Regions from separate parts of the Homo sapiens genome. Here regions 2, 3, 4, 5, 6 and 7 are each linked to region 1. A link is a contact called in ENCODE Hi-C or POLR2A ChIA-PET data. All regions are on one chromosome and are shown on one strand. The core of a region is the stretch at or near the end of the contact, and the rest is flanking DNA. Distances in the headings are between cores, read along the strand shown.

Region 1 (3,729 bases), core at 519-3,018:
CTTAAAAAAACCCTTTGTGGCGGTTCCGTGGCTTTTCCGCAGACCAGAGCGCGCGAGGAGTCATTCGCTAGGAACCTGTCCCCCTCTCCCCGAATTAGGATTAGTCTTCCTGCACTTCCTTCCTTCCTTACGTCTTTCCTATTTCCACATCCTTCCTAATCAAGTACCTGTGCTTCCGTCCACCTGTCCTGTTGAACGCACTCTCCGGGGGGTTTCCCCGGCACAATCTCTTGTCTGTCTTTTCCAACTTGAGCCAGGCATTTGTCTCCAAGCATTCACGCGAGATGGGCAGTGCGGCCTCGGAAAGATCTGAGCAAAAACTTCATCCTATCCCCCTTTCCCCGTTCTAGAGTGAAGCTCCCAGGGCATTACTGAGTGGCTCATCAGCGTCAGGGCAGATTGAAGGTTCTGAAAAATAGTGGCAGCGCGGCGTTTCCTGCCACCCGCGCTCCTCCCCGGCGAGGGGCTGGGTGCGGGGTAGTGTCATCGGCCCGGGCTGACACCGGCCCTGGAACCGTTCCCCGCTGGCAGCCTCTTCCATCCCAGCAGCTAACTGCTAAGACCAGACACGTTCCACCAACAGTAACAGCTGTAGGAAAGAACCCGTTTTTTCCCGTCTAGGTTTCTCTCCTTTTCCTAGTACCTAAGTCCATCATCCTCCTGCCACTGACATATCGTTGTCTAGACGCTCTTTTTCAAAACTCAAATCCAATCAAACAAAAACAACGCCCGTCAATAAAGCAAGAAAAATAATACTGCAGCCAGCGGCCAGGAGCGTGCACCCCATTAACGGCGAGAAAGCATCAACCCCTGCTGTAATGACTGAATTGGAAAGAAAGGTTTCCTGCTGCTTGTTAGTCGTCAACATTTTTACTATGCCAGCTGCAAGAGAAGCAGCTGCATACTCTGGCAACTCGACTGGGGTGGGAGAAATTTAGCCAGCGTCTGGGATTTTCGCAGAAGATAATTTAAGCCCCAGCTTCGCTCGGGCTGGGGGGCTGGGGGCCTGCTGGGCCAGGGTGGGGGAACCGGGCTGCGGCGCGCATGCGCAGGTACCGCAGCCCGGCTCCTGGGAGGCCCTGCTGCCGCCACCGCCGCGGCCCGCGCTGTAACCGCGGCTGCCGCTGCTGCTCCGGGCGGGCGTTGGTGCCGTGTGCCGAGGCGCCCTGTCAGGCGATGGGGAGCGGCTGGGCGGGGAGAGCCGACGGCCGCGGCGGCGCCTGAGGAACGCAGCCGGGCTCGGGAGCGGCGAGGGCGGGCCGGTCCAGCGGCGGAGGAGCGAGGCGGGGCGAGGCAGGCGGCGCGGGGACCCACACCAGGCGCCTTGTGTGCGAGGCCGAGCGGCGGCCGCGGACAGAGAGCCGGCGACCCCCGGCAGGAGGAGAAGGAGCCGGAGGACGCGCCGAGGGACTGCGGGGCCGGGGCGGGCGAGCAGCGGCGCGGCCGCGGGCCATGGACGCAGCGGCGACGGTGGCGGCGCCGGGGGCGAGCCGGGGCGGCGGCGCGGCGCAGAGTCCGCCCGCGGCCAGGTGAGGCTGGGCTGAGCGGGCTCGGGCGCCGCCGCCACTGCTGCTGCTGCTGCTGCCGGGCCGCGGAGCGAGGCGGCGGCGGCGGCGGCTGAATCGGCACCACAGCAGCCGCGCCAAGCAGCGGCGGCCTCGGAGGAAGAGGGGTCGCCGCCCAGGTTTCTTGCGGCCGCCGCTCTTGTCGTCGCAGTATTTCCTGTTCGGATTATCTTTTGCTTCCCCCCAGCTGCCTCCTTACCCTCACACTCCCACTCCTCCGTTTCCGCGGTCGAAGCTGCCTTCGGCCCCGGGTGGTCTCCCCCGCCCGGGGACCCCCTGTGCCTCCCCTCCCGGGCTGCGGGGGAGCCCCTCCGAGACCATGAGGAAATTCAACATCAGGAAGGTGCTGGACGGCCTGACCGCCGGCTCGTCCTCGGCGTCGCAGCAGCAACAGCAGCAGCATCCGCCTGGGAACCGGGAGCCGGAGATCCAGGAAACGCTCCAGTCCGAGCACTTTCAGCTCTGCAAGGTGAACGGAGCGCGCAGCCCCGCGACACCGTCATTGAAAAATTGGGGTTGTTTTAAGGGGGCTACTCGGGCTTTACATGGGAATGCAAGGGAAGAGAACGCCAATAATAATAATAATAACTCTAATAAAAGGCTCGCTCCTCCCTTGGCAAACGTTTCTTCGGTGGGTTGTTTTGGAGATTGATACCTTACTCCTTTTCATTGATTTTTCTCTCTCCCCTTTGCACATGCAGCAATCAGTTCAAGGTTGCTTCAAACTATTATCCGACCTTTAATCGTATTCTGACACTGCCAGTAATAACCTGGAAGCTTTTATATTCAAGCGTTTTAATATGATTCACCAACTTCGAAGTTTCCTTTGGAAACGGTGTCTAATGAATGTTGTTTATCAAAAAGCCAAACCTGTTCTACCACACCTTTGCTCATCACTTTTCCCTTAAAATGTGGTGTAAGTGGCTTACGATATGAAATCACAGGGTTCTTTTTATCATTATGTTTGTTAAAAAGTACTGAGATTTTTGCCTGTTAATGGCACGATAATTGCCATAGCGTTCTGTAATTCAGAAAGAATGATGCAGCGAATTAAGTCACCAGCTGCTTAATGAGAAACACAAACTTGCCTCGGTTTTAATACCTGCCTTTCTCATAAATAGCCATGTATTTGTATGTCAGAGTTAATTAAAAGTGTGCATATATATATATATATATATATATATAGGTCTAATGCCCTAAAATGATTATGGCCTTAATAGTAAATTGCAAAAATGTATGTTGTACTCATCTTCATTCTGTTACAAGTGTAAAATGTTGGGATAGAGGTTTGATTATTGCTCTACTGAATGCTTGACTAAAGTAATTATATGACAGCTTTTCCTTAGAAGTACTTGCGTTAGCATCCAAATAAAGTAATGATGAAATGAATACTGCCAAAATAAAGTATGAATTGCATTTAATGGGTTTACAGAATTTTGGACCATTGCAAACTTTAGTCATCTGGTGTCGGATGTAGTAGTATAGAATATTAATAAAAGATTTTCTTCTATGGAATACCAGTATTATGGAAAAGCGAAATTAAAGTATATCACTGGACTAGATTTTTGTTTGTTTCAGGTTCTATGTGAATAACTTTGTTAATGTAGGTTTCACTTATTTTTTCAAAAGCAGTAAGTGCATGTGTATGTGTTTTGCATCAGTGGTAGTGGTTCTAAATTCTAACGCCTCTATTGACTTTCTATTTTAAAATTTCGCTTGCTGCCTTGGTTGCTGTGATGTCACTTGCCCATCCCTAGACTGTTCGCCATGGATTTCCCTATCAACCCTCAGCCCTGGCCTTTGATCCTGTACAGAAGATCCTGGCAGTGGGAACTCAGACTGGTGCTTTAAGGCTGTATCCTTTCTTTAATTTTATTTTTTAACTTCTACTTTGTTCTCCCCAGTCCTTCTGTGTTGCTGATTAGTTCCAAAGAAAGTTTTTATTTTCCTGTTGGTGTGATTAGATATATACTATGAGAAATCATGTGTTGGCTTTTCCCTTGATTATAATTCAGCTTATATACTGCTGTGATGTTTCTCAGCTCCTAGTTTATAGTAGCTAAACATATATCCAAATAGAGGTCTAAAGTTTTTTTATGATAACTATTTTATTTGTAAGGAGATAGAAGTTTCTAAGGAAAAATATATCTGCTTCTATACTATT
Region 2 (3,729 bases), core at 477-2,976, 8.2 Mb before region 1:
CAAGGACCCAGCCTTCAAAACCCTGGTCCAATGCTTTGCAGTCCACTACATACACCTATACATGTGGCTTTAAATTTTGGAGATGTGGATAACTAGCTTGGATCAATATAAAAGATGAAAGCTTAAAACCTGTTCCTAACATACTGTTTAGACAGACTCCTACTAGCAGCTATGAATCATTAAACAGAGTAGCATTAATGCTCACCACATACATTAGATAAGAACTTCTAGGAAGTCCTCTGTTTCAAAAGCAGATATGATAAAAAAAGGCTTTAAACCTACAGGGTTTGCTCCTCCAGGGCTTCAGATTAGGGCAAATAACGCACTTCTGCCTACCAGCTGTTCAATACTCATCTCCCAACCCAAATCCACAAGTTCCACAAATGCTTTCGAATGCCTGTTGAAAAACATTGTTCAGTCTCATCACATACACACGTTCTACAGATAATTACAACTTCTTGTATGCCTACTTGTAAAACTACTAAGTAGTTCACATTTTAAAAAATTTCCCTAAGAATTTTGCTTCCTTTAAAAAAACTGCTTCTTCGATTCCTAAATCTATAGAACTCACTTTATCACGTCTTCTCGGTTAATCCAAGAATTAAAAAAACCATTTTGCCCATACTGATAACTTTACTACTCTGCAGGATCCGAAAAGCTCTCTATATGCCAGGTTCTAGGATTCACACACATTAACAACCTAAGATCCTTCAAGTGAGATAGCTCTTGCAGTACAGAGCACAGATTCTCAGGGTCGTGGGGGATACCGGCTGAGGCTCTTCAGACCCCCACCACAGGAGTTCCGTCCTCTAAGGGCAACCCCCTCCCCCTTGGCCGCGGCGCGAGTCCAGGCCTCCCGGGCACCTGCGGCCCCTGCCCGCTGCGGGGACCCCCCGAGGAACCAGCCCCCCGCCGGGCCCCAAGGAATCGGCGCCCACTCCCACTCCTGGAGGCCAGTGACTGCAGGCCTAAGCCGCCCGCCGGCCCCGGGACGCGACGTTACCTGTAGGACCACGTCGTTCGGCAGCTGCGCGGCCCGGAACAGCTCCAGCACCCGCCCGTTGACCACCACCTTCTTGGTGCTCTCAATGTCGCAGTAGGAGAAGAGATCTGAATAGTATTTCTGCTCCGCATCGCTCAGCGTTAAGCCTTCCATCTTCGCCTCCGGCTCACGGCCGCCCCGCCCCGCATGCACTACTCGGGGCCCGGCCCCAGGAACCTGGGCCGGCAGGGGCTGCGCGTGGCCCGGCCTCCTGCTAGCTTCCCGAAAACGCCGGCCCCGGCCTCACACGCGCCAGGTGCGCCCGAGCAACAGGGCCCGGAGGTCGCGAGGAGGGGGCCCGGCTGCGCTCGCCGCGCCGCTGCCTGCGAGGCCCGGCGCGCGGCTGCGGCTGCGGCTGCGACTACGGCTCCGGCTCCGGCTCCGGCTCCGGCCGCGGGGAGGGTGCAGAGAAAGAGGCGGGGGCCGCGGAGGCGCGAGGCACTGGCGGACTCCGCCCCCGCCGCGGGTTCGAGTCTCCCCGGCTCCCTGCCGATTCCCCCAGACTTCCCGCCTCGGCTTCCCCTTCCGTCCACGCCTCCGGAGCGGCAGCGCTTCCCGGAAAGTTGTGGGGCTTCGAACCTAAAGTTTCGGGGGATCTGGGCTGAGCGTGGCCGCCGCTCCGCCTCCCTCCGCCGCCATTTACAGTGCCCCGGCCCGGCCCCGACGCGCCCGCACCAACAGTGACAGCGGCGGCCGCGCTCCAGACCCGGATGTGAGGCCGGGAGGAGAGAGCGCGAGAGGGAGAGAGAAACACCCACCGGGCTGGCTTGGCCGCTCCCGGGAGAGGGAGGAGGCCGCAGCGCCCCCTGGTGGCCGGCGCCCGGCGGCGGGATGACCGAGCCGCCCTCTGCGCGGAGATCTCAGCAGCAAGACCCCCGGAAAGGGGGGTGCAGTGGGAAACAGCCGGCAGCTCATTAAGACCGAGATAACTAAGATCCGGGTTGCAGTTTTTATGTTTCGCAGTTTCTGGTCCTAAGCGTCTGAATAATTGGATTGAAAGGGGAGCCTTGTTCAGGTTATTATCATTCTATCTGTACCTTTTCGGTACAGATGAAGATAAATGCAGTATTTCCATCTGTTCTGAAGGGCTATGAACATCCGGGCTATGAACATCCTGGCTATCCGGGAAGCCTCCACGTAGACACCAACATTGAGGCTTCATCTCACTCGTGCTTCAAGCCATGTTTACCTGAGAAACAAAATGTGCTGAATAGAGGGGAAAACTGGCAAAGTTGTCCTCTTTGTTCACCAGGTCATTCCGGTCACTGGGAACTTAATACTCTACATTTATACCTTCAACTCTATCAACTCATGTAGGCCCGGGGCTGCCCACAGGGGCTGCCTTCCGTATTTTCTCCTTTATGAAAATCATGGAGTGGCGCTCTTTTAATCTGCACCTGTCCCAGAGAGGGGATTCTTCAGCTATTTCAAGTAGAATATCTTAAGAATTTATACTTAGCAAATATAAAATACTTCAAAGACGGGAGCTAAGGCAGAATTACCCAGAGTTCTGGTTTTTATTTTGTCTTCTACAAGTTGTTTCCCAGAGTGCGGATCCTATAAATGACACATATGAGGAAATTATTACAGGTTCCCAGTCATTTATCTGTAATTGCAAAATTCAAAGCGCACTGAAAACCCAAAGACTTTTTTTTGTAACCCTTTGGAAGTAAAACCTGCCCTGCCTCATTTGGAGGCAAAATCTAAACTAAGCTTGCATGAAGCTATTTCTAGCCTTTATGGATCCCACTTAGTGTCAATATTTACTCATTTCACTCCAGGTCTTTGTAGAATGTTAATATGTACACAGTCACAGGCATTCTATTATCTTTCTATTTTTTAAGAAAGATAAGGGATTTTAGACCTGTCAATGTCTTCTGACTTGACTAGTAGTATTTGATAAAGGTAAGTATATACTATCCATTAAGCTTATTTCCCATCTCTAAGACTTTCAGTTTGCTACAGCAGCCCCTCATGTGTCCTTTCAGGGCACCTGCAGCAAGTGATCAGACCCCCCCCAGACAGCTGCCTTCCAAAGGTGTAAACAGAAAGAGCACAATGGGGTAGGGATTGGCTCACAATTGTCTTTGCATCTTTTTCTCTGCCACCTCTCCTAGGCCTTGCAGCTCTTGTCGGCCCCAGGGCCTTTGTTCCTGCCATCTAAAATAGTCCTTCCACAAACCATGGCATGGCGTATTCTCTCATATGGTTTCAGGTCCCTGCTCATATGTCACCTCCTCAGAGCAGCCTTCCTGCAACAGCTGCTGTAAAATAATCCCACCATGCACTATCCCCTTATCTGAATTCCTTTTTTTTCTCTTTTGAGACAGAGTCTCCCACTGTCACCCAGGCTGGAGTGCAGTGGCATAATCTTGGCTCACTGTAGCTTCGACCTCCCAGGCTCAGGTGATTCTCCCACCTCAGCCTCCCAGGTAGCTGGGACCACAGGCCCAGGCCACCATGCCCACCTAAATTTTGTGTATGTGGCTTTTGTAGAGACAGAGTTTTGCCATGTTACCCAGGCTGGTCTCAAACTCTTGGGCTCACCCACCTCAGCCTCCCAAAGCGCTGGGATTACAGGCATGAGCCACTGCACCCAACCTGAATTCTTTTTCTTTATAACACTTTTCACTATCTGACATTACATATATAGCTGTTACATTTTTAACGGCTAATTATTGAATAAT
Region 3 (3,729 bases), core at 666-3,165, 8.2 Mb after region 1:
TTGCTACTTCGCCCTGTGGCTGAGGACTGATCTCTTTTGGGCCTCCGTTTGGTCTAATTACAGTTAATAATCCTTGTTGGACAACTGAAACATCTGAAACATTCTTTTTTTTTTTTTTTTTTTTTTTTGAGACGGAGTCTCGCGCTATCCTCCAGGCTGGAGTGCAGTGGTGCAATCTCAGTTCACTGCAACCTCCACCTCCCAGGTTCAAGCAATTCTTATGCCTCAGCCTCCCGAGTAGCTGGGATTACAGGCACCTGACACCACGCCCGGCTAATTTTTGTATTTTTAGTAGAGATGGGGTTTTGCCATGTTGGTCAGGCTGGTCTCCAACTCCTGGCCTCAGGTGTTCCGCCCACCTCGACCTCCCAAAATGCTGGGATTGCAGGTGTGAGCCACCACACCTGGCCTGAAACATTATTTAATAGCAGAATGATTCCATAAATTGTGGCCTATCCACACTATGGAATACTCTAAAGACACCAAACAAAATGAAATAGATCATCAGGTATTGACACTGACGGTGCCCGAAGTTATGCTTTAATGAAAAACAAAACAAATTACACTTCCTCTGCCTTCTACACACACACACCCCTATTTATGCATGAATGTGTATAGGTATATGCATATAAATGCATGGAAAAGGAATGGAATGAGACATATTCAACTGTTTAATGGTGAGTTTCTTAGGGAGCAAAGTTGGGGAGGTGTTTAGTTTGGGGAGGGAGGTGAAGGGAGATTTTAAAATGTTTGTGTATTTCATTGGACTCTTTTGCAAGAAGACTGTAGTCACGCAATCTGTGGTTAATAAACCAAGATATTAAACATATTAATACTGGTCACTTCCGCACAGAGCAATGGTGAGGGCTGATGGGGTACTGAGGCCTTTTGAGGCCCTCCGAGGAAAGACAAGAAGCATACATTTCTTTAGGAGAAGCATGAATGGCCCCTCCTAAAGAGGCCAACTGATGGCAGGAATCTTGGTGATTAGTAGAGATGATCAGTTCCAGGAGTAGTCAGAGCTCCAGTGTGAGGGAAAGTGAAAGTAAATAATTTCTCAAAGTAAACAGATTAAATTAAATGCATTTTTCATTCACTAGAAAAGAGAGCAGGCCCTCCTTTGTTTTATTAATATATTTTAGTAGAGTATGGATTTTTTGTCTTTTTTGGCCTCTTTCCCTTGTTCCCACTGGCCCGTGCTGTCTTTTTATTTGAATTATCTGTTTATTATATTAGGTTAAGAACCCAAAGGCCATTTTGCATGGGACACACTATAAATACCCATTATCATGGTTATATATTATGGAGCTGATGAAGGAAGACAATTTATGAAGAAATGAGATTATCTCAGTTCTTGTATAATCTGTTGTATCGTAGTCTGAAGACTACATATGCAGTTAAGAAAACGAACCGCATCTTGCAGTTGGCAGTTGTCTCAGTCCTGACTGCACAGCTGTGATATTAGGGAGAACTAAAATGTGTAAGCCAATCTATTTATGTCAGCAATCCTCCCCCTCCCTCCCCATTCATACACACCTATTTCATTCATCATTTTGACAGTTTGCACAAGCAAACCGTCCTAATTTTTTTTCAAGAGCTCTTTTCACAAATTGAGTGTGATGTAGAATTAATCATACCCGTTAGGCAGGAGGTGGAGGACTTTATTGCTAGAGGGCATTTTTCACCCCCAGCATTCAGCTTCCTCCATATTGCATCACAGAGAATTCTCAACCACCCTCAGCCTTCCCTCATCCCACAGGGGCACAGCGTTCTCAGCTGCCTTCAACTCAGTGAAGTTTGGCTCTTACTTCTGCGTTGAAAATATTTCTTTCATGTATTACAACTTTTTTCCATTTTCATCACAGCAAGCCATCATTATACTTCTTGTTATTTGGCCTTCTTGGGAAATCCCCTCCTGCCCATTCTTCCCCCTCCCCTTCCACTCCCCGCCCCCTCCCAGATCTTTCAAAACAAAAGTACTTAGAAACAAAGATATTTTAAGACATCAGCTTCAAATGGAAAGTACTACTTATGACGCTTCCCACTGAGGAAGTGGCAGGCGCCTTATTGGTTGTGCTCCTGCATTTTACTTAGAAGTTTTCTAGAATAATGCAACAGAGGAGAAGGGTAAAGAAGTTCTAGTTTGCAACGGTGACAATTGAGAAAACTTTGGTGCACATTTTTTCCTATAGACTTGCAACTTGAGTTTTGTGTGTAAAAATGTATGCCTTATGCCAACCAGTGTTTTTACACATGGAGGAAAAAAAAATCCCACCTAATCGCAGTTAACCATTTAAGCTTAAAATTCTGGCTCTCAACGCCTATGCGAGTTGTCCTTTCCTTCCTTATTACAAAAGAGGACAATCTGAAAACTATAGTCCAGACTTAAAATTGTGAAGACACCGTTAGATAAATATGTACTGCTTTGCTCTGTGGCACTTCAAAAATTATATAGACTCTGACAGTTTAGTGGAAGGAGTAGTCTTTATATCTCAAAAGCATGTAGGTAGCCCTGACAAATATTAGTTACATAAGCCTAATAGTAGCTATACTCAAACCAACACAAAGTTGCTTTAAAAGAGAGAAACTTCCTAAACCTGTTCTCATGCCTGCAGACGCTTAAGGAATTGGATCTGAACTGTAATTTTCAGCCCAAACTTTCAATAGCATGAAAACCTCACTTCTTCCATGAAAGAACTTTGAAGCAGAAATCAGAAACACATGCTCAGGTCCTGACTCAGTGGTGAACAAGCTGGGTGACTTTGGACAAATCATCTCCGCTCGAGGTGCAGATACTGACTTTCATGGTCCTATGCAAAGCTAGGAGATTAGGACCTTTAAGTTATTTTATGATTCCACACTTTAGCTTCCTTTCTCCCATATGACATTATTTCTGCCCTTATTTTCACCTGAGTCGTGTCCAAATAGTCCCTCACATTTTTATAAGCGATGAAAACATTGCTTTTATATTTTTTACTCTACTGTTTCTGTTTCTTGGAATAGAGATCAATGTCCCTATTTTATGGTTTTGTGGTGACTGCAGTGCTGAAAGCCTTGAGAAACGCCACAAGCAGAGCCCAGGAATGACAATGGAATGCTGAGAAAGGAGGCAAAATTAAGATTTTGTAGGCTCCTGTATGAATTTTAAAATTTTTGGGGGTTCTTATAAGATTTTTCCTCTATATTCCTAGTAAAATAATTGGAATTTAGTAAAAATCATTGAAGAATTTTTTTGGTTACATAAACAAAACCTTAATACCCTTAAATTTTAAAGAAAATTGTGTACAGAAGCCATTGTTTATTCTTTTTGGACATGTAGACATTTATTCACTCATTGATTTATTCAATATTTTTACTATATATATAGTTATCACATGTTGTATGTGTATATATATATATGTATGAAGATATCCAGAGAAGCTATGTTCAAGGAACTCACAGTCTGTTAGAGAAAATAAGATTATTTCACGAATCTTAATACAGGAAAGATATGTGACATAACAGTAGGGCAGCAAAGGAGTGGTGGAGGTTAAGAGAAGGGGGAGGTGATTGTGAGTCGGGTGTAATGACAATGAGACTTTGCATGTCTCTGAGCAGGACTTGAAATATTAGTTGGATTAGTGAGTGAATGAAAATGAGACACGCTATCCACCACCATCTTCCTGTGAAGCATGAAGTGACTTTTAGTGTCGTGGAAACCATGAAGCAGTGAGCCACCTCTCTGAGTGG
Region 4 (3,729 bases), core at 637-3,136, 8.1 Mb after region 1:
AATGAATATTAAAGAAGCGCTATCAAATCAATGAGCTTGGATTTCAATCTTGCTCTCTTCTGCCTGAGCTTCTAACCTCAGCTAAGTACCCTCATCTCCGTTAACTCTGGTTCCCATAGAAAGAGTGGATAATATCTAGAATTTGAAACTTACTCCTGAAGATAAAGGCTCATGAGAAAATGTATTTGAAGGATTTTAAAAAATACACAGACCTATAACTTCTGCCCTGAGAATGGTGATTTATATTTAGAATGTGGCTAATAACAAGCAGAAAAGGCTGGTACTAGCTATTACTAGAACCAAAGAATTTTAGAGTGGGCAATCTTTTAAAGTAGTAGGCCCTTCTTCCAATTAAAAGATGAGGAAACTACTGGACATGGTGGCTCACACCTGTAATCCCAACACTTTGGAAGGCCGAGGCGAGTGGATCACTTGAGATCAGGAGTTTGAGACCAGCCTGAGCAACATAGTGAAACCCTGTCTTTACTAAAAACACAAAATTAGCTAGGCACGGTGGCTCACGCCTGTAATCCTAGCTACCTGGGAGGCTGAGGCACGAGAATCACTTGAACCGGGGAGGCGGAGGTTGCAGTGAGCTGAGATCATGCCATTGCACTCCAGCTTGGGCAACAAGAGTGAAACTCCATCTTAAAAAAAGAAAAAAAAAAAAAAGAGAAAACTTGAGTTAAATTATTTTATCCAAAGTCATATTGGTACAGGCAGAATAAAGACTACATGTCCAAGAAATAAAACATTTTATGTTTTCTGGAGTGTGCTTCATTTAAGTGAAAATGAACTTTTTGGGTGTGATTTACTGCTCTTTTCAACTTCTGAAGTGGGACTAAATAGAATGAAATATGAAAATCTCAAAACCTAAGTACTCCAGCCGTGACTTAGTAGACGTATTTGTAATATATTTTTGCAACCTCATCTCATAGAACATCACTAAGCAATGGTGATGGTGGTTAAACCAATATATAAATACATTCGTCAAAACTCATCAAATTGAGCACTTCAAACTTATTAATTTTATTGCACATAAATTATATCTCATAAAAAGTAACTTTAAACAATTAGGTGTGGGAATGTAAACTTGCTAAAAGTAAGCTCCTCGAGGAAACACCGCCTTGTTCACGCCCATATCCTACCCCCGGCACTAGCACAATGTTGCTTGTGTAATATGTACTTATGAATGAATATTAGCGCCCCCGAGGCTTAGACTGAACAGGTAAACGTTTAAAAAACGAATCATACGAGGGATACTCTTTTCACCAAGTTATTGATAAAATCCTCGCATCAATTTAAATTCTGGTAACTTTAAACTGCATGTAAAGCAACTGCAGTCAGCATGTGCTGTACTATTTCAGAATGATTGATTTCACAGTGACCCAGATTCCAATATTCACTAGCGCCTTTCACGACCCATGAACCCTTCCTCCCCTAGGGAGCTTGGCATTTATGCAGCCTGCCGGCAGGCTACACCCCCCCGAACGCGGAGTTTTGTGAGCAATCAACGCACTTCACGTGTCTCCTGGGCGGTGGGACCGGAGTTCTGATACAAAGAGGTCGAAGGACCTGACCAAAAGCCCGTCGCACGCCAGTGCCTGGACACCCGCCCGCGGGGACGTGCAAGACCCCCCGGCCCACGCCCCCACGGACACTGGGGAGACATCCGGGGAGCACTGCTAAGCCATCCACCTGTCAGCCTCAAGTCCAGGAGGAAATTCTGTGATAGCTGCTTCGCTGCTTGCAGTCTTAACAACTTAATGATTTCTCGAATCGTGGGCAACGGAGGGAGACGGCAAGTGCTGAGTTTTCCGGAGGCAGCCATGATACGCGGCAAGCACCATCCAACCCTACCTCACCCAGGACCTTCACCGCCGCTCCGAAAGAAACGCGCAGGGGAGGAACCTGCGAGACCTAAGGCCCGCCTCGGAGTCAGCCCCATTGGTCAGACCTATCCCACCGGAAGCGATGACCGCGGACAGGAAATTCCCGGCGTGCTGAGAGCGCATGCGCTAAGTCCTGCCGCGAGAAGGGCAGGCTGGGTGGTCGGCGGCTTCCGCCTGTGAGAGCCGGGGGAGAGCCGGGTGGACTAGGCTTCTCCTGGGCGGGCTATGGGGAGAGCGCCCAGGAGGGCGGGACGAGGCGGGGCCTGGACAGGGTGGGGTTTTTCGGAGGAGTTGCTCTGAGAGGTGCAGCCGGTTTACTCCCGCCCTGAAGTTCCCAAGGGCTTCCGGCTCTTTAACGTTCTAAATACCTGTCTGTGAATATTAGAGGAAAAGCGGGTGCTTAGAGGCAAAGCTACTGTTTGTTAGCAATTCTTTCTTACTGTGAGGCGTTTTTAGAACCGCCGCTCTGCAGATGCTGCATGATGGGTTTTTAACTTCGTTCAGCCTCAGTTTTTTCATCAGTTAAATGGAGCTAATGTCTACCTCAAAATTGTGAGCACTAAATGAGAGAGATCGCCTGGTGTGCACGTTCAGAACATAGTGCACGCATGGCATTGGGTAAGCTCCCACGTGATCAGTGGTGGCTGTTATTATTTGGCAGATGAATAATTGGCCAGTGTAAAGAGGTCATTCGATTTGCTAGGATTACAGCTAAGAACAGAGAGAAGACTGAAATATGAGTTCTGTCTTTCCGTTATACGAGATAAAAACAACGAAGCAAAAAAAAAAAAAAATTAAAGTTTCTCTGATAGGTGGGAGAATTTTGCTGTTTTAACCCTGCTTATGTTTGGACATTGCTGCGTTGATCACAAATGAATTTTAAAGTTTCTGTTCCTCAATTAGTAAGTTTTTAAAAAAGCTAATGGAAAACGAAACAACTATGGGTATGGATATAAAAATGAGGAGTACTTTGAAATTCCAGTGGAAAACTCAACCACCTTCTATAAAAGCTGTTTTAAAAGGAACTGAGATAATCTCCTAGCTTTAAAAAATAGTGATGACTACCATAGAGGTAAGGAGATTTGCCCAACGTGGCATCAAAATGTAGACTGGAAGTACAAACTCTTGATTCAGATATCTTATCGTCCAAAACACAGTATACCTGACAAAGCATTATTTCACAGTTATATTCATTATTTCCCGTACTCCTCACAATGGTCCCATGTGAATGAGATTATTATTCTTAGTTTGCTGTGAAGAAATAGGGGAGGTGAGGTCATTTGACAATGCCCAGAGTCAGACAGCAAAGTACAGAGAGAAGACAACCTGAGTTGTGTTTTTTCTGAGTTCTGATCTCACTGGCCACACTCAAGTATCAGCTTATTATTTTTAAGTTAATATGTGTTAATTTTGTAACATCTAAATATATAGAAATACGAATCTAGGTGTAAACATAAGCTTACAGTTTTCATATGACTATTTAAAACAATTGCAATAAATATATACAAAACCAATACAAATGGTCTTATTAATTGACAAGGATGAACACTGTTAAATCACGACACTTAGTGCTAACTGGCAGGTTTTCTTTTTTTTTTTTTTTTAAGTTTCAGCCTACCAGTGATCCAGTGTGCCATGTAATGACTGAATGTTCTCATTAGTTTTCTGGAGTCAAACTATTACCAAATCTTTGTTCAATTTTTTTTCCATTGTCGCTTGTCTTTCTTTTGGAAGAATATGGAAGCTACATATTAAGTCTGCCTGCATCTGTTTTCAGTAGCTTGGAAACAAGTGAATTTGAATTATTTGGCACTAATGCTACCATGAACACACACGT
Region 5 (3,729 bases), core at 420-2,919, 5.8 Mb after region 1:
ATTTTGCATTGTTTGTAGAGACAGGGTTTTGCCATGTTACCCAGGCTGGTCTCGAACTCCTGGGCTCAAGTGATCGGCCCACCTGAGCCTCTCAAAGTGCTGGAATTAGAGGCGTGAGCCACCACGCCTGGCCAAGGATCTCTTACTTCTTGAAATTTTCTATTGGCTTCTACAGCTTCATTTATTTATCTACTTCAGGGTCACAAAGCTCTGGCTGTTTTTTTCTTGACCTTTTATAGCCTTCTTCTCTGCCTGCTCCTCAAATACTGTGTATTTCTGGCCTTGTTAGACTTGTTTCTATCTTAACACATTTTCCCTGAGTGTTCTCATCTACTTCTAAGGTTTAATTTACCACGTACTGTATATCTCGAGAGCTCTCATATGATTATTTGGGCTCAATTTTTCTCCTATGTCAGTAATTTTTTCTCCTAGACTAGTACAGATATCTTTATTGGAATTCCTTTTCACAGGTATTTTTAACTTAATATGGCATTCAATGCAAAACTCATCTTTTTAAAAAATTCGGTCCAACTTTTATACTTTCATCTTAATTAACAGTACCACTCGTGCTGAAGCCAGAAACCTAAGACTTTTCTTAGAACTAACTCTCTCCCTCATCCTTCTCAGGGCATAAGCCACTAAATCCTAACTTGTTTCTCAAAATGTTTTGTGAGTCAGAACTATGCCTATCACCATTTCTTCTTTGGATTGTTTCAACTGCCTCCTCCCTGGCCTGTCAGCCACCAGCGTTTCTGGAGAATACTCCAATTTATCCTCAGCGCATGCCACCATTAACTTTTCTTTACAAAGACGTGAATTCTCTGCTTAAAAACATTTGCTAACTTTCCATGGTCTATAAAAAATAAATCCAAATTCTTTGTCTTGCAAGGTTCTTAACTATTTTTCTGGCTTCATGTTTCTATGACATCATCTCCCACCTATTCTATACTTAGGCCATACTGAATTTCCCAATTTAGTACCTTTACCCACGTATAGGTCTGAGATTCTGAGTCCTAAGTCTGCTATTAACAAGCACTGCCCTGATACTACTGCAAATGGGTCTCCACACCACACTTTGAGAAACACCGCTGTGGAGCCCATCACAGGGACAGTGCCTTATTTATCCTTGCTGAGCTAATGAGCTCTTGCCCGAGTCCACAACTAATAAGCATGTAAAAGGCGGCAGAGCGCCGTGGCAAAGGAGCACAAGAGAGCCCACAGGAGAGGATGGGATCACAGCACGTAATGATGTCCTGACCTCTGATCCAAAATAAAAACGGCTGCAAGTGAGTAAAGAGTTTCAAACTCGGGTAGTGTGGGCAGTGGAAAAGTCAAACGAAGAGTCAAGAATGTGCTCTGACGCCTCTCCCCCGGGCCCGACCCTTACCGTGCAGCAAGTGCTCAGTCTCCCGCAGCTCCCGCTCCTTCTCGTTCAGCAGTTTGATCACCGCCAGCAACTCGGGCCTCCTGACCTTCAAATGGGCTTCAGACCCCGCCTGGCGCTCGAGGAAGGTCCGCAAGGGCCCGCCCCGGGTGAACAGCTCCTCCAGCGGCGGGCTACCGGAGCTCAGGGGCCGGCGGGCTGGGCCAACGGCCCGGCGGGGCCAGAGCCACCGGGCAGCGCCCCACAGAACCCGGGACCGCATCCTTAGTCCGAGATCGCGGACCCTGACCGGAACCGGAAGTTCCGGACACAGCAGCCCTCGCGACAACACCCAGAATTTGGAGATAAGGGTGAGAGCGCACCAAGCCCCGCCCAGCGCAAGCGTTGCTTTTTAAAGGATTTTCCGGAAGCCTTGGCGGGAACTTCCTGCCAAGCGTGAGAACGCTGCGAACTTCCCGGAGGCCAAAAGTTGAGGGGGCTGAGCGGAGCGTGATTGGGGAGGGGCGGGCCTGGGAGACCTTGGGCGCCTCCTCTGAAAGCCTCTTGGTAGGTATCCGGTTGATGGGTGACGTGTTTGGCCGGAAAGGGAGAGCAGCAGATTGCCCCTCTGTTTTCTGATAGTGAGGATTTCTTTCCCATGCACTGAGTCGGGGCCTCCAGAGCCGCAGTGCAGGGCAGTCGAGGGTCCGCTGCAGGGCGGAGGTCACAGCCGCGCAAGTCGTCAGTCTCCGGTGCAGGGCTGCCGCTGAGTCTTCAAGAGCGAGTTTTATTATGGACAGGCGTGTGTTTATTCCTCCTCCTTTTTTCCTGCTTATGTTTCTCTTGTCCACGGTGGGTGAGGTTCGTGGTAATAAGGACTTGATAAGTGTATTATGAGATAACCACTGAATGAATTTGCACAATAGACGTGCGTGCCCTTCATCTGCCGCGTCATTTACTTGCTTTCAAAGGACTTTATTATTCACCTGCCCATTCATTTTCACTTAGTCCCACTTATCGTCAGCTTTTTAAAGAGGTGGAGTGATTCCGTGTTACAGCAACCTACAGCCCAACAAAGCCTTCAGATATCTGCCTCCAGGAGTCCAACCCTCATCCCTTTCCAAAGAACTGGTAGCGGATAGGTGCCAGCAATACCGACATTTATTGGCACAATGCTTTGCACTTTTCAAAAGACCTGTTCACAGCTCAACGGAGAAATAAATATGAGGGAATAAACACAACCAAGACAGTCCTGGGAATGCAAGGGCTAAACGCTCAATCTGAGAACTGCCACTACCTAACTGGTTTGGGCAGCGTCTACTAAGTGGTATTTCACTGTTGAGAGAGGTGATATATTAGAAGTACGAAACTTCTAATTTATTCATAAAAAATAAAATGGTAAAAAATGGGAACCCTTATCAAGGTTAAAATATCCTTAGGTCATCTAATCGAAACTGTTAAGTATAAACATTCTTAGAAAATAACGTTTGCATTGCCTCTCTCTTTTCATCTCTTAGCACGATAACAAATGCAGAGTGAGTGGAAGAATGAAATGACTCTTCAAACATCAGGAAGCAAAAATAGTTTTTTGCTACTTAAAGGCTCCACCTAATTATCTCAGTTCTTTTCACTTTGTGTATTCAAGCTACACAACTTTATACAATCGTTCTGCTGTTGAAACCCATTTTATTTTAATCCTGATCTGAGGATAGAACAGGACTGATCAGGATGTTTTTATCTCTATTAGAACAATTGTTTCCCAAGTCTGAACTTAACTTTGAATTTATCTTAACCATGGAAATGGTGAGAATCACTTGAACTCAACATGGTATATCTCTCAGTTGAGTTCTCAGAACATAAGTCATTTCAACAATATATTTTATTATTTATAAAAGGTGAAACATTTTAATAATTAAAACCTTATAGAACAATGTAAAGAATCTAGCCAGAATTTTATTTTCCCCCAAGTGCATAAGCAATTTAAGTAACACATAGAAGTGTACCTTTTATTCCTATAGTGTTATATACCAATGAGGAAACAGTAACTTTCTAAGGATACATTGTTGAATTCTTTATTAATTCAAAACATTTTAAGAAAGTCAGTGTAATGCATATGCATTTTACAATAACATCCATAGGTTTCCACAATCTAGTAAAATGAAAACAGCTGTATTTTGATTTACTTTGAAAACTCAAACCTATAGTTCGAGACTTCTGAATATTTTTACATTACTGTCATGCTCAAATTCTGTTACATGGTGAAAATTCTAGCATTTTCCAGAAGTATATTATTGTACATAGGTAAAATGATAAAATTGATTCTAGGAAGGGGGAAAAAAAAACCCAGAAAAACTTAAATTGGAGGA
Region 6 (3,729 bases), core at 643-3,142, 5.7 Mb before region 1:
GCTGAGGGTAAGAAAAAGCAGAGGTAATGAAGTATGACAGTATGAGATTTATTAGGAGGAAATATGAATATCAAATTATTGGTATTCTACTTAAGACTATGAAGAACAAAAGTGGATAGACAGGGAATCACAGGGGAGAGTGCCTCCTGAAATTTTATAACAAAAGCTGCATGGCACCTTAGCCATTCAAAAAATATATTCAGGTTTGTTATCCATAATAATTGAAGTAGGCCAATAGTTTTCAAAGTTCAGTTCAAAGTTTGGTTCAGTTAATAGTTTACTCTGCTTCATAAAATATAGAATTCCCTTCTCATCATCAGCGACTTCAAACCACAATGCCTTTTTAGGGCCAAGAAATGGAGCTATATAATAAACACTGCACAGATTCTGGAACAGGCTCTCTGGAGACAAAAGACTGAGAAAAATTCAGAAGTACTATCAGAAAATTGTCAGTCACAGGTTTAAATGGATGTGATGAAACTAGTTATGACTTAGTGGCTACTGATGGCTTATCATGCATTTTTTTAATGGAAAATGTCTTTCCTCCAGAACTTTAAAATTTGGAAATATTCATATACTAATATATTTTATGTAATAATATTAGAAGAGGAAGAACCTATATTCACATATTAATTATCATTTTTCTCACAAAGAAATAGAGATAAACCAAGACTAAGACATGGTCCCAAGATCACACAGCAATTAAGATTCAGTCCTTATTTACTATTCATTTCATTCTCTGAAACTGCAATTATATTTGCTTTCAAAGAATGTTCCAGAAAAATATAAGTGTAGAAAAAGAATAATATAGACATTAATTTCACTAAATAATATAAGCATTTTTTTTTTCTTTTTCTATCAGCTGAAAGCAGCCTAGGAGTGTTAATCCTCTTGGTGTTTCTCAACCAGACTCTTTTGCATGATAAAACAATTTTACTCTCATTGGTCTATTCTAGCATTTAAGTTAATTTTCCAACCATCTAAATTCCAAGTGTGCACCATAGAGGTTGAGCTTTTCTATCCATCTGCTACACCAATACCGTCCAGTCTATGCCAATGATTGAAGGGTATAAAAAAAGGGCCGTGTGGTCGTTTCAGTTTTGTTTTGTTTTGCAATGCAGACGCACTTGGAGCAGCAGGTCAATGAATTCTGGGAACTGCATCTTTTTGACACATGAGACCTTTGCAGAATGAATCAAAGTTAAATCCCATGAATAAATGCTAGTGTTTAATAATCATTCCGTTTATGGAAGCTTTATTGTGAATTCATAAAAGCAAGGACAATATTTCCTTGCAAGTCCACAAATCACCATCATAAGCAAGGCAATCGTGAATAAACTGAGCTGGACTGCATAGCCTCTTTGGCAGTTGCTAGTATTTAAATATGGATGGGAGAAGCAAAGACTAGGAGAAGTTGTCCTAAAGCAAGCAAATGACAGCTCCCACAAATAAAGGGAAAAATGTTAAAACAATAAACAAAAGAGAAACAATTACTTGCTCATTACAAACATGTCATATTGCATTCTTTATTTTGATTGTGGAAAATTAGCCATTGACTACCAGGAACAATTGATTTTCCTTCACAGCTGTTTTCTAATTACATCTGAACACTGAAAATTCTAGTGCAGCCATTCAGCTGTACAAAGAGAATTTTCTTTTATTATTTTTGCTATTGCTGCAAGCTCTGCCCAGAAGCATGACTATAGTTAGATGATCTGTACTGTATATATGTGGTGTTTGTATTAAAAGCCATGCTTTTCAGGGATGTTATAAGAACTCAAATATTTTAAATTACATAGGGCAGAACTTGGTGTACAAGCTGTTTTGCCCAGATGCTATTACGTAGCTTTCTCTTTCTTTTTGCCATCAAAACAAGGAAGAAGATAATGAAGATAGCTTAAATCGGTACATCCGTTTCTTAGTCACTGCATAGTCGTCAATTGGATCTATTTTTGTCATTGTGGCTTCTGATGAGTGTTTTGGCACAGTCTTACTGGGAGGGTGGAGGGTGATGGGCAGTTTCCTGTCAGTTAATTCTGTGGGTAAATTCTAAGCAAAGAGCATGGAGATTATTAACAGGCAGGATTCCAAGGTTTCAGAGAAGCAATTGAAATTTTTGGATGCTTCTCTTCAAACGCTTTAGAATTTTCCTCAAAATGATTTCAGTTTTAAAATATGGCCAGAAATATGAAACTTGCCCTTGGGAGTTTTCTAGGACTTGCGGTTAGTGAGTTCTGGAAAAATAGTTAAGATACTTCCTTCAGAGTTTAGGGTCTCTGATTAATCTTTACCATAATTTAGGTGAAATCAGCTCAGCAATGTTAACAATTCAGCAAAAATAAAGTGAAACCTTAAAATGTTTTTTTTCCAATGGAAAAAAAAACACAACATTTCAAGCCTGGGTTATTAAAGCAAAAACTGGGAGCTCTTATTTATTTACTTATTTATTTTAATTTTTTTAATTTATTTTTATTTTTTGTAGAGACAGGGTCTCACTATGTTGCCCAGGCTGGTCTACCACTCCTGGCTTCAAGCGATCATCCTTCCTCGGCCTCCCACAATTCTGGGATTACATACGTGAGCCACCACACCCGGCCAGCTCTTTGTTGCCATTTATTAAATATTTGCCCTCTTTAGAGGTAACTTTAATCAGGTATCTGTTCACTGGATGGCAATTTTTTAAGTCTTTGATCAAAACTCTAACCTCTGTAGTTCCTGTAGTAACGCAGTGTAACTTGAAATTTGCCATTTTACTTGGAAGGCTCAAAGATTCCTCAATGGCCCATCTTATTTTAGTATTTCCTTTGCCAAGATTAAGATTGAGGTGATGATTGTTTAATTAAATTAAATTTGGCTTGAGGCTGTCTCGGTACCGTAGGTCCCTACATAACAAACTACAATTTAACTAAACAAACTGAAAGCCTAATTTAGGAGTATATATTGTAACAAATTGCTAGGTCTCAGCCAGTCACAGCCGACTAGCTTCAGCCAATCACAGGCTGCCAATTGATCAGACCATGTCCAAACAAGTAAAAAATGCTAAGCTGTAACCAACCAGTTTCTGTACCTTACTTTCATTTTCTGTCCATATGTACTGCCTACCTACTTTGCAGAAGTGAGATCTCTGAACCACTCTGCTGGCTCTTGAGAGCTACTGGATTCCCAAATAATTCTCTGCTTCATTAAACTCCTTTAAATTTGTCTAAAGATTTCCTTTTAATACATTTCATCTCATTTTTATTTTTCTAAATTTTGATAACTTTCATTGACTTTTATCATAAAAATCAAGTCTAATACAAAATAAAACAATATAAAAATAAATGTATTGAAATTATATCAATTTTATTTCCTGACATATTTTCTTGATTTATATCATTACAAAAGATAAAAACTATCAGCATGGAGTTTTGAAACCATAAAAAATTTTTTTGAAAGAATGAGGAAAAGCAGCAAGAACTTTGGGTGTGATGGAGGTATGTGGTTAATTTAATAGGACTGATTTTTTTTTTAATTCTGGGATTTTTCTCACATAACCATATAATCTATTTGAAAACCAGATATTTACTAGAAGAGAGTGGCAAATATCCACTACTGAATAGATAAGAGTTTAGACATTAAAACTGAAAGCACTCTTAAGTATTTTACATGTAAAGAGGTTTAAGACACAGAACTAGTGGCCAATAAAACTGCTGAGAGGTGGCAAAATGACAGTCAGAAAAGCTGCTTTCA
Region 7 (3,729 bases), core at 329-2,828, 5.1 Mb after region 1:
TACCCACGATCTAATGGAAACAGAGAATGGAGTCCTGCATCTGCCCAGAGATTATTGCTAGAGGAATGCCAACTGGGAGGTACCTGGTTAACAGAAGCATCTGTATTAGCCACAGGTGAAGGGGAGCGACAGGCAGGTGGAGAGGAAATCTCACTGTTGGTTCCCTCCTCCCCAGACTCCTCAGTGACCGGTGACAGCAAAGTGTGACAGCGACCTGCAGTCATCTGCCACGTAAAATGTAGCCCAAAGGACATGAAAATCAATTAGCTATGTTAACATAAGTCCTGTTCAGGCACAGGCCAAAACAGAGTTAATTATAAAACGAAGGTTAAAATTACTGGGACCCGAATTCACATATTAATCCTGTGTTAGTATTTAAAAGTTCTGTCTTCAAGAGAATATGATGCTAGTAATCATTTGTAAAACAATCAGGGATGGGGGTGCATATGACATTGAAGTTTTGTTGTTGATTAAATACTTCATTATTTTCCTTTCTTTGGAGAGTTTGTGGCTTTATAAATAACTGGAAAAATCACGAATCATACAAATGAGAAAAGGTCTGTGAAATAAAGCTTGGTCTTTTGTGGACATCTCAAGTTTCAAATATGGTAGGAAGATAAATGCACCCAAAGTACTGTTATTGCCAAATGGGCTCAGGTATGGTTACTCATTACCTGAGGCACAGCACATATAAGGGAAAACACACAGCACTGGGAAACATTATAGTCACCAAAATACTCAATGCATTTTAGATGGCAAGTGTATAGGAAAATAGTGGTGCAGAATAGAAAATAACAAAGTTGATTTATTTTAATCCAAAGCCAAGCTTTAGACGGTCTGTTTTCATATTTTTCTAACAATAGCTGTTCTTCTAAATTGTATTACACATTTATACAGTAGAGTACATGCACATATGTAGTTAGCTAGTTAGCGTGGAGACCACAACTAAATATATATGCCATGAATTTCCCATCCCCCAGACAACTAAAACACTGTGCAAGTAAATTATTGTTTAAAGCTCAGAGCCTCTCAGTATTATTGCGAAATTATAAACAAATACAGGGTAGACCTCTGACATGTTAAGTAATTCAGCTGTCTCGAGCACATAGTTTCATTTTAACTGTCATTGTTTACAGTGTCAAAGATTGGCCCGGCCCAACGGTAGTCAAAGAGACTTAAGGAATCTGTTCCTCCCTCTGAATCTGCAAGATCGAAGGCTGGTCCCTGAAATCAGCCACGGAGAGGGAACATGGAGCCACTCGCCAGGCTCCAGTCAAAGAGCAAAGCCGCGGGGACCCACTGGATCCTTACCATGACCACAGAGGGGTGGGCCGAAGGCGTGGGGAGGAGCTCCCCATCCAGGTCCTCTGTCCCTTCCGCCAGCCCCTCGACCTCGGTCACCGTCAGCAGCATGGTGGCGTGCTTGGCTTTCATCGTCAGCATCTTGCACTTGGAATTCAAAGAAGCGATCTGCTCCTGGTAGCCCTTAATTTTCTGCGCCAGCTCCTGAGGAAACATTTCCCCCACCGGGGTGTCAGAGCAGCATCAAAAGGAAACAGAAGTAGTAGCGTTCATCTTCCTGCAGGGCGAGCCAATGAGCGCGCAGAGCCGCGCGGGCCCGGGAGGCAGGATGTGTAGGCGGCGAGTCCTCCTGCATCTCGCTACCGAGCCAGACCGCAGGCTGCGCGGCGCGGCGCAGGCACAGCCAAAGTGCCCGAGCCCGCGTCCCCGCGTCGGTACAAAAGGAGAAATGAGGGGATGAGGCCGAATGAGTGGTTTCTAATCGCGAGAGGCCCCATATGGAATCATGAACTTCCGCAACATTAGGAACTGACAACTCTCTTTAAAAGCAGAAAGCATCTGAAATTTACCAGATGGTTCCTGCCATGGAAATTAGGTCATGTGATGGCTAAAACCACACCAAAAAAAATGCAAGGCTCAGCTCTTACCCTACTGAGTACATTCAACAGAGATGACAGTCATTTATTTTACATAGGGTCACATACTCAATAGCCTGTCTGTTCCTATGTCTCTAAGAATTTTTTTTAGATAGGCTAGATATTGCATATGGAAATCCCAATTTTTAATGCAGATTGACCCCCCAAAAAAATTTTGTATATTCATCAAATTTTTTCTTGCTCACTTCATCATGTCTCAAATGTTGCTGAGGCTTTAACTAGAACTTTAAACTTGAAATGCAATTCGGATTTAGTGTCTTTTAATTTCACTTGCTTTTGAAAAAATAATTGTTTTTTTGTTTTTGTTTTTGAGCAGACAAGAATGAAAAAATATATTATGAGAGATAGAGGTTTTAAATATTTTATTAAGAGCTTATTGGAAATATAATCTGGATAGCACATAACCCTTAAAAAGGTAACTATAGATTCATTTTAGGAGTATGGTAATTCTAAAATATTAAAGTTTTACTTTCTTGCTTAAATATTTTAAGTATCAAATATTAAAATTATACTTTATTGCATCTTTAAAAAACGAAAATACATATTTCAAAACATGATTCCTAAAAGTACAAAACTATTATTCTTTTTTTTTTTTTTTTTTTGGCTTCTTTGTTTCAGAGGCTGTCATTTATTGTGCACATAGAACACATTTTGTGGGCCGGGTGCAGTGGCTCATGCCTGTAATCCTAGCACTTTGTGAGGCTGAGACGAGGGGATCACTTGAGATCAGGAGTTCAAGACCAGCCTGGCCAACATGGTGAAACCCTGTCTCTACTAAAAATACAAAAATTAGCCAGAAATTGCTTGAACCCGGGAGATGGAGGTTGCAGTGAGCCAAGATTGTGCCACTGTACTCCAGCCTGGGCAACAGAGTGAGACTCTGTCTCAAAAAAAAAAAAAAGAACACATTTTGTGACAAAAATATTAAATTGTAATGTCTTTAAAATAATTGTGTACATACATACACATACATTCATATATATACACACACATATACACATGCACACACACATATGTACACATAGTCATCCCTCAGTAACTGAGGGGCGTTGGTTCTAGGAACCCTCTTAGATACAAAATTCACAGATATTCCAGTTTCTGATGTAAAATGGCATAGTATTTGCATATAACCTATGCACATCTTCCCAAATACTTTAAATCATCTCTAGATTACTAATAATACCTAATACAATGTAGATGCTATGCATTATAAATAGGTGTTATACTGTACAATTTAGGGAATAATGACAAGAAAAGAAGATCAACATGCAGAGATGCAACCATCCTTTTTGCTCCTCAAATATTTTCCATCCATGATTGGTTGAATTCATGGATGCAGAACTTATGGATATGGAGGGCTGACTGTATGCAAAACACGTGTGCACATGCACACACACACACACACACACACATTTTGTTATTATTGTTGTTTTGTTTGTTTCTTCCTGCCCAACTGAAGCCGAGTGGAGCAAAAAACAGTCCAGCAGAACTCAGCCAGCAGGCAGTCAGTCTTCTTGACTCCTAATAGTATAGGAATTTTTAAAACAAGGATTTAAAAAGTAGACATCATTGCTTCTTTACCTCTGGGGATGCAGTTAATTAAACCTAATAGGATTTTTAAAAACAGTGATTGAATAGCTATTTACTATATCTTGTCTAGTGGCTAGCACGTGGGTACTCAATAAATGACATTTACTGCAACTAGTTAATACTAGAAAAGAGCTCTAGCAGATTACTGGACTCCTTGAATTTCAAGTCACCAAGCTTTCGC

What was found. Hi-C counts contacts between places; a loop is a spot of excess contacts on that map. ChIA-PET counts read pairs that join two places held with the same protein, here RNA polymerase II (POLR2A). Pooled maps may share reads with other maps.
Region 2: a loop to region 1 is called in a pooled map, with 8 times the contacts of the local background. The contact joins the promoter of REPS1 here to the promoter of STXBP5 in region 1. A Hi-C loop is called at or near these places in 2 of 50 pooled maps.
Region 3: a map of naive thymus-derived CD4-positive, alpha-beta T cell shows a loop between it and region 1 (16-fold over the local background). The contact joins the enhancer-like site here to the promoter of STXBP5 in region 1. A Hi-C loop is called at or near these places in 1 of 168 maps with a recorded cell type or tissue (naive thymus-derived CD4-positive, alpha-beta T cell) and 5 of 50 pooled maps. POLR2A ChIA-PET finds 5 or more read pairs at or near these places in 1 of 52 experiments (activated T-cell).
Region 4: a map of B cell shows a loop between it and region 1 (37-fold over the local background). The contact joins the promoter of TFB1M here to the promoter of STXBP5 in region 1. A Hi-C loop is called at or near these places in 3 of 168 maps with a recorded cell type or tissue (B cell, CD4-positive, alpha-beta memory T cell and naive thymus-derived CD4-positive, alpha-beta T cell) and 8 of 50 pooled maps. POLR2A ChIA-PET finds 5 or more read pairs at or near these places in 1 of 52 experiments (activated T-cell).
Region 5: a map of CD8-positive, alpha-beta T cell shows a loop between it and region 1 (6-fold over the local background). The contact joins the promoter of MTRF1L here to the promoter of STXBP5 in region 1. A Hi-C loop is called at or near these places in 2 of 168 maps with a recorded cell type or tissue (CD8-positive, alpha-beta T cell and naive thymus-derived CD4-positive, alpha-beta T cell) and 11 of 50 pooled maps.
Region 6: a loop to region 1 is called in a map of CD8-positive, alpha-beta T cell, with 20 times the contacts of the local background. The contact joins the enhancer-like site here to the promoter of STXBP5 in region 1. A Hi-C loop is called at or near these places in 1 of 168 maps with a recorded cell type or tissue (CD8-positive, alpha-beta T cell), 2 of 37 single-sample maps with no recorded cell type and 10 of 50 pooled maps.
Region 7: a map of naive thymus-derived CD4-positive, alpha-beta T cell shows a loop between it and region 1 (6-fold over the local background). The contact joins the enhancer-like site here to the promoter of STXBP5 in region 1. A Hi-C loop is called at or near these places in 1 of 168 maps with a recorded cell type or tissue (naive thymus-derived CD4-positive, alpha-beta T cell), 2 of 37 single-sample maps with no recorded cell type and 8 of 50 pooled maps.

Annotation. Positions count from the first base shown.
Region 1 is chr6:147,202,649-147,206,377 of GRCh38, forward strand. STXBP5 (syntaxin binding protein 5) reads left to right here and starts at 1,769. Exons shown (of 28, transcript NM_001127715.4): 1 at 1,769-2,034; 2 at 3,323-3,420. The coding sequence starts at 1,885. It overlaps STXBP5-AS1 (STXBP5 antisense RNA 1), which reads right to left and starts at 1,966. Exons shown (of 11, transcript NR_034115.1): 1 at 1,765-1,966. It overlaps LOC124901422 (a long non-coding RNA gene), which reads right to left and starts at 923. Exons shown (of 2, transcript XR_007059803.1): 1 at 168-923. RefSeq lists silencers at 952-1,371, 1,402-1,451, 1,472-1,551, 1,722-1,911.
Region 2 is chr6:138,986,527-138,990,255 of GRCh38, forward strand. REPS1 (RALBP1 associated Eps domain containing 1) reads right to left here and starts at 1,727. Exons shown (of 20, transcript NM_001286611.2): 1 at 1,004-1,727. The coding sequence starts at 1,156. RefSeq lists silencers at 1,229-1,528, 1,719-1,958.
Region 3 is chr6:155,416,641-155,420,369 of GRCh38, forward strand. All of the region lies in intron 10 of NOX3 (NADPH oxidase 3), which reads right to left. Among named protein-coding and RNA genes, the nearest start is that of NOX3, 37 kb to the right of the region's middle. RefSeq lists enhancers at 1,662-1,811, 1,912-1,971. Within about 2 kb of position 1,916, at least 9 of the 41 ENCODE cell types and tissues checked have a DNase peak (open chromatin) inside an H3K27ac peak, as active enhancers do.
Region 4 is chr6:155,312,598-155,316,326 of GRCh38, forward strand. It overlaps TFB1M (transcription factor B1, mitochondrial), which reads right to left and starts at 1,887. Exons shown (of 7, transcript NM_016020.4): 1 at 1,699-1,887. The coding sequence starts at 1,831. RefSeq lists enhancers at 1,662-1,981, 1,980-2,970, 2,052-2,101, 2,652-2,701 and a silencer at 2,152-2,231.
Region 5 is chr6:153,001,040-153,004,768 of GRCh38, forward strand. It overlaps MTRF1L (mitochondrial translation release factor 1 like), which reads right to left and starts at 1,670. Exons shown (of 7, transcript NM_019041.7): 1 at 1,388-1,670. The coding sequence starts at 1,646. It overlaps RGS17 (regulator of G protein signaling 17), which reads right to left. Exons shown (of 5, transcript NM_012419.5): 5 at 3,420-3,729. RefSeq lists silencers at 1,418-1,477, 1,488-1,597 and enhancers at 1,827-2,827, 1,918-2,027.
Region 6 is chr6:141,481,884-141,485,612 of GRCh38, forward strand. No RefSeq gene overlaps it. Among named protein-coding and RNA genes, the nearest start is that of GJE1, 650 kb to the right of the region's middle. RefSeq lists an enhancer at 1,739-1,878. Within about 2 kb of position 1,893, at least 16 of the 41 ENCODE cell types and tissues checked have a DNase peak (open chromatin) inside an H3K27ac peak, as active enhancers do; they include CD8-positive, alpha-beta T cell, where a contact is called at or near this core.
Region 7 is chr6:152,300,558-152,304,286 of GRCh38, forward strand. SYNE1 (spectrin repeat containing nuclear envelope protein 1) reads right to left here. Exons shown (of 146, transcript NM_182961.4): 92 at 1,312-1,506; 93 at 84-224. Among named protein-coding and RNA genes, the nearest start is that of SYNE1-AS1, 78 kb to the right of the region's middle. RefSeq lists enhancers at 1,173-1,222, 1,273-1,672, 1,823-1,892. Within about 2 kb of position 1,579, at least 35 of the 41 ENCODE cell types and tissues checked have a DNase peak (open chromatin) inside an H3K27ac peak, as active enhancers do.